Linked DNA regions of Homo sapiens: region 1 is linked to region 2. The links are chromatin contacts, found by Hi-C or POLR2A ChIA-PET in ENCODE. All regions are on one chromosome and are shown on one strand. The core of a region is the stretch at or near the end of the contact, and the rest is flanking DNA. Distances in the headings are between cores, read along the strand shown. Region 1 holds the start of TOMM40L (translocase of outer mitochondrial membrane 40 like). Region 2 holds the start of SLAMF7 (SLAM family member 7).

Region 1 (2,795 bases), core at 280-2,779, 490 kb before region 2:
TCAGCCTAAACCCAAATATAGAACTTCATTAAGAGTGCACAGCGCCCCCTGGTGGAGTCACAAAGACACACTCTGGGCTCTTCACAGAAAATGTTTCTCTACCCTCTCTCATTCAGAAAAGACACAGAGAATCAGGTTACGGCCCATTCCTCCCCATAACACACACAATTCCTCTTCCTCCAGACCTGGGTCCCAGATTGGTTTTTAGGGAGATGACCCAGGTGTGTGGAGCCCTCACCTCAGTGGGACTGAGCTGCCAATCCCCTGCATAGGCCGCATGGAGGTGATATCCCGGCAAGCCCAGGGCACTCATGTGTATAGTGTGCGCCACCTGAGGAAAAGAGGATTCAGTGGAGAAAAGCGCATTCCTGCTCCACTTCAATCCCTCATCCCACCCTTAGTCTTTTCCCCATCCAGAGGGCCTCTCAAGAATCCTAAATATTCCAACATATACAGAGAAGGTCATCGGATTAAAAGCAACAAGTCCCACAGGCACGGAGGTAAAGAGAACCCCACATCCTCCCTCATTTGTCCCACATAGACTGGCTAGGGCTGGAGTACAAAGGAAAGGAGAAGATGATCCAGGGACAGGAAAGGGGGAATAGTAAGGAGGGGCCAGAGAAGTGGGAGCACCTGGAAATGGCTGCTCAGAACCTTGTTGACAACGAGCTTCACTCCCTCCATCTGTGCTGGGAATACATCTGAAGGGGGTAGGGGAAGGGAAGGAATAAGCACAGACAAAGAACCCCTACCCCAAAAGATAGTCTCCCCTTTCAATCCCATAGGGAACACTTTGGAGGAATTAACCTCCTTTCAAGTCCTGCAATGAAATGCTCCACTTCATTTGGGCACCTGATCCTCCCTGAGGCTGCATGACCCAGCTATGATCTCCCCTTTCCTGCTCCCATCGCCGGACATCCGGCATTCAAGACCCTCCACTCCTCTGCCCCTTCATCCTGAGACACCCAAGTGCCAAGTTCTCACCTTTGCATAGACGGTGCAGCTCATCGAAGCTCCCAGGGTTGGGCAGGGGTTCCTCTCGGCGGGGGCTCCGGCGGGGCAAAGTCCCCATTGGTGCCAGGCCCAATGTGTTCCCCATTTTAGTCCAGAGGACTGGGAAGAGCCGAGGTTAGCCTGTGAAAGGACGCTATTGCCCCTTTACCCCCCAACGGGCCCCACCCCCCATTATCCGGCTCCCCAGCCTCAGAAACTTCCACATGGTCCGACGCTACACCTGGAACAGGAAGAGTAGGGAAGGAGAGCACTCATGGAGAGACAACCCTAGGCACACTCCCGCCCCATCTTTGATCTCTCACCCCCACTTGTCACCCTTGTCCTCTCTCCCTTTCTCTGATCCTAGCCCCCACCACAGACTTCACCTAGCTCCCTAGCCTCTCTATTCTTCATTCCCAGGCCCCAAGACCAGGCCCGCAATGGTGCAGTATCCCTTACCATCTCAGACCATCATGCTGCCCCTTTCCCCCCGGCACACCCCGGTCATCTTGATGGGGGCAGCCATCTTGAGTGATGGCAGAACTGCAGCTTCACGCTGCATTCTTAGCGTGGCCGTAAGCGCCATCTTTGAATCTGGCAAAGAAAGCTGTCAAAGACCCAACCCAACCCTGATTGGGCCCCGCCCAATCAATGAAAAAAAAAAAAAAAAAAAAAAGCCTCGCTATTTACCATGGGCCAATGGGAAGGGAGGAAGAAAATGAGTGGCAGGTCTGACGGCCCAAGAGCTTCAACCCTGGAGCTGCAGAGGCGGGCAGGACTTGATTGGTGGCCCCTTAGACTTAAGTGGAAGGCTTTAGATCACTAGGCCTCTCCAAGGTCGGAAAAAAACTTGTGAGCGTACAAGACACTAGAGGGAGCATCTTGTAGCTTGGGCCACTGAAGCTCCTTCCACCCATGTAGTTTCATCCATGAGAAAAGTGGAACTACAGCTTGTAGACTGGCATAGTGTGAAGGGTGGCAGAAAGAACGATTATGAAGACTTCTTTGGAACCCTGGTTCATTTCTATCGCTCCCTTCTCTCCAAAGAACCCATGGGAAATCCTCCTCACAGCCCTCCACAGCACACCTCCAAATGAGTACTACTCATTAAGCGCAGCACTCCCTAGAACAGGGACCCACCCTTCTCTTCTGGAGGTCTACATCTCTCGAAGTCCCCGCTCTTGACCACTTGGTGGAATGGAAACGGGTGTGAGAGTTTGGCGCAGAGGAGTAAGTTCTAGCAGAACTATTCGCTGAAACAGCTGCTTTCTGTATTTAACCCTTCCTTCCCTGAGTCCCAAGGCAGAGTTGGCAAATAAAATCTAGGAATATGGAGCCTGGCCCCCAAAGGCACTCCATCCCAGGACCAGGGACAAGCCAAAGGGCTGACCTCAAGCACTAAGCGCTCCACAGGGGAATAATTGAAAATGGAGTAAGAGTTCTTGGTCTTGGAGGGTGAAGGGTGGGAGGAGGGAGAAGATCAGGAAAAATAACTAATGGATATTAGGCTTAATACCTGGGTGATGAAATAATCTGTACAACAAATCCCCATGACACAAGTTTACGTGTGTAACAAACTTGCATATATAGGCCAGGGGCGGTGGCTGATGCCTGTAATCCTAGCACTTTGGGAGGCCGAGGCGGGCAGATCACCTGAGGTCGGGAGTTCAAGACCAGCCTGACCAACATGGGGAAACCCCGTCTCTACTAAAAGTACAAAATTACCCGGGCGTGGTGGCGCATGTCTGTAATCCCAGCTACTTGGGATGCTGAGGCAGGAGAATCCTTGAACCCGGGAGGTG
Region 2 (3,013 bases), core at 1-2,500:
GGTACACTACACAGGCTGCCTCTGGAGGAGGGCAGAGGGGGACCTGCATGGCAGTTTTTCATACTTGTGCTCTTTCGCTGACTGATTTCAGATGGACACCTGTAGCTTTCAAAGTCTCTATAATTTTCCCCAACCCCTCCACCTTATCTCCCTCAAGTTCTATTTCTGCTCATCATTTCCGTTCAGGGAGTTTTTTTTTTGTTTTTTTTTTTTAAAGTGAGGGCCTATTCCAGAACCACCTGGTTAGACCCAGGTACCTCTCAAAAATACAAACTTCTGATGAATTCAAAGTGGGTAAGAGTCTGCTGATGCTGACCACTTAGCGATGCAGGGGAAAATATTGGGGGCACCAGCTGCCTGCGTGGTCTTGGGCAGATCACTCCAGGCAGGCTCAGATACACATAATGAAGCAGTTATGTGAAGTCCTTATAGGGGGACCTCATGGTAGTACTCCATGAGATTGATGACAGAAGAGATATTTCTCACTTATAGGGCTCCTGATCCTTTCTGAGAGCCCTTAGGATAGAAAAATCTTCAAAGACTAGAATACCAGTGACAGGTGGAGAACTGTCCTCTGTCCTCCATGGGATTAAACATAAAGTGCCTATGGTATGAGTTGGTTCTCTAAGTAGAGACTGATTACATTGCTTGAGTAAGGAAAGAAAATTCAAGTGATTCTTTCCATTTATATTACTGTTATGCATAACCAATTTTATAAATACATTTATAAGTAAATAAATACATACCTGTATAGTATCATCTTGTTCTTAAAGTTGCCCTCAAAAGGAGAGAAGGCTAGAAGATAAAGTTTCTGAGGCCCAGGAAAACTTTAACATTCCTTATCTAACTCATGGCAGAACCTGGATTAGAAAAATGGTCTCTGATACCCAGCACCACTTCTTTCAGCTCCTTCATCCCTGGGACAGTCAACAGGGGAGTCAGTTCCCAGAGCCATTTTTCCCCCTCTCTCTAGTCTCTTCCTGACCTGAGAATCAGAGATCAGAGATTGATAAAAAGCAAATGTTAGATGAGAACACAGAGCCTCCCGAGTTGAGCCAGAGGCCCAGAGTGGAACAAGAAACCTGGAACTATTCAGGATGGGGTAGACAGGAGAGTGGAAGAGAATCCGGCCGGACTCACCTGTGAGCTGCCAAAGGATATAGATGAGGGTGAGGCATGTTGGGGAACCAGCCATATTGCTCTCTGGAAGTCAGCCACTGAAATGAAGCCACTTCCCTCTTAGGTATTACTCAGACCTCTTCCCCAGCTGATATTTAAAGAAGCAGGAGGGGTCACGCCGCAGACATGTGAGATTGAGTAATTGCTAAATTATTTTCAGAGTGAATAGAGCATTTTACCTTGCCACCAGCAATCTATGAGAGATCTATTTGCTCCCCATCTTCATCAGCATTTGGTATATTCCCATTTTATATTTTAGCTGTTTTAATAGGTGCTGTAGTGATACCTCATTGTGGCTTTAATTTGCATTTCCCTAAAGCCTAATAATGTTGAACATCTTTTCATGTGCTTATTTGCCATCTATATATCCATATCCTCCTTGGTGAAATGTCTATTTATGTCTTTTGTCCATTTTATAATCAGATTCTTTATTTTTTTTACTGTTGAGCTTTGACAATTCCTTATATGTTCCAAGTATAAGAGTCATTTGTCAGATATGTGGTTTACAAATATTTTCTCTTGGTCTGTAGCCTGTCTTTTCATCTTCTTAACGGGGTCTTTGGCAGAGCAAAAATTTTAATTTTGATGAAATTCAACTTATCAGTTTTTTTTCTACCCACACTAGGGTCCAAAGGTTTTCTCCTGAAAGTTTTATAGTTTTATGTTTTACATTTAAATGTATGATCCTGTTTTAATGTAAGGTGTGAAGTTTAGGTTGAGATTCACCTAAATATATTGTCTATATTCATTGAGAACCATATCAGGTAATATGGTTGACAGTTTTTTTTTGCTTTCGACACTTGAAAAGTGTCATGACACTCCTCCCCTCCATGGTTTCCAGTGAGAAATCAGCCATCATTTAAATTGTTTTCCCTATAGGTAATGTGTCATTTTTCTCTAGCTGTTTTAAAAGTTTTTTGTTTGCCTTTGGTTTTCAGAAGTATGATTACAATGTGCGTGTTTTTTTTTCTTCTGCCTGTGGGTGTTCAATTGTTCTACTACCATGTGATGGAAAAGATGATCTTTCCTACATTGAATTACTTTTGTATCTTTATCAAAAATCAGCACTTATACTTGTGTGGGTATATTCTGGAGCTATCTATTCTATTTAACTGACTTACATAATGTAATTATTTATATATCAGAGCTTAAGTTTGCCATGTTATTATTTTCTCTTTGTTCTTCTGGGCTTTTGTTTGTTTATTTTGTTCCTCTGTTTCACTTTCCTGGCCATCCTGTGTGTTACTGGAATATTTTTTATAATTCCATTTTGATTTATCTATAATGTATCTTTTTGAAGAGTTTTTTTACTGGTTGCTGTACATATTGCATTTTACATACATAACTTTTGATCTACCTATCAGTGTTGACATTTTACCAGTTGAACTAGGTATAGAAAACTTACCTATATTAGGTTTCTTTATTAGTCTATCTTTATACTTGTCTTAAATATATTGTCTATATTCATTGAGAACCATATCGGTAAGATTATAAGTTTTGCTTCAATTGTTGAACATAATTCAGAACACTCAAGAGGAGAAGGACAATCCATTACATTTACCCATATTTTAACTCTTTTCATTGTTATTTCTTTATTTCTAATGTTTCAAGTTTCCTTCTTTTTATTTTTTTTTGGACGAAGTCTTGCTCTGTCATACAGGCTGGAGTGTAGTGGCATGATCTTGGCTCACTGCAATCTCCGCCTCCTGGGTTCAAGCGATTCTCCTGCCTCAGCCTCCTGAGTAGCTGGGACTACAGGCTCATGCCACCATGCCCACCTACTTTTTGTACTTTTAGTAGAGATCAGGTTTCGCCATGTTGGCCAGGCTAGTCT

What was found. A loop is a pair of places that touch in the nucleus more often than their neighbours do. ChIA-PET counts read pairs that join two places held with the same protein, here RNA polymerase II (POLR2A). Pooled maps may share reads with other maps.
Region 1: a pooled map shows a loop between it and region 2 (2.5-fold over the local background). The contact joins the promoter of TOMM40L here to the promoter of SLAMF7 in region 2. A Hi-C loop is called at or near these places in 2 of 50 pooled maps. POLR2A ChIA-PET finds 5 or more read pairs at or near these places in 3 of 52 experiments (AG04450, SK-N-SH and T-cell).

What each region holds. Positions count from the first base shown.
Region 1 is chr1:161,224,794-161,227,588 of GRCh38, reverse strand. TOMM40L (translocase of outer mitochondrial membrane 40 like) reads right to left here and starts at 1,529. Exons shown (of 10, transcript NM_032174.6): 1 at 1,453-1,529; 2 at 985-1,234; 3 at 634-701; 4 at 239-331. The coding sequence starts at 1,099. It overlaps MIR5187 (microRNA 5187), which reads right to left and starts at 403; the gene lies at 328-403. RefSeq lists enhancers at 1,484-1,553, 2,014-2,123.
Region 2 is chr1:160,737,484-160,740,496 of GRCh38, reverse strand. SLAMF7 (SLAM family member 7) reads right to left here and starts at 1,250. Exons shown (of 7, transcript NM_021181.5): 1 at 1,141-1,250. The coding sequence starts at 1,195. LOC124904440 (a long non-coding RNA gene) reads left to right here and starts at 1,338. Exons shown (of 2, transcript XR_007066687.1): 1 at 1,338-1,414.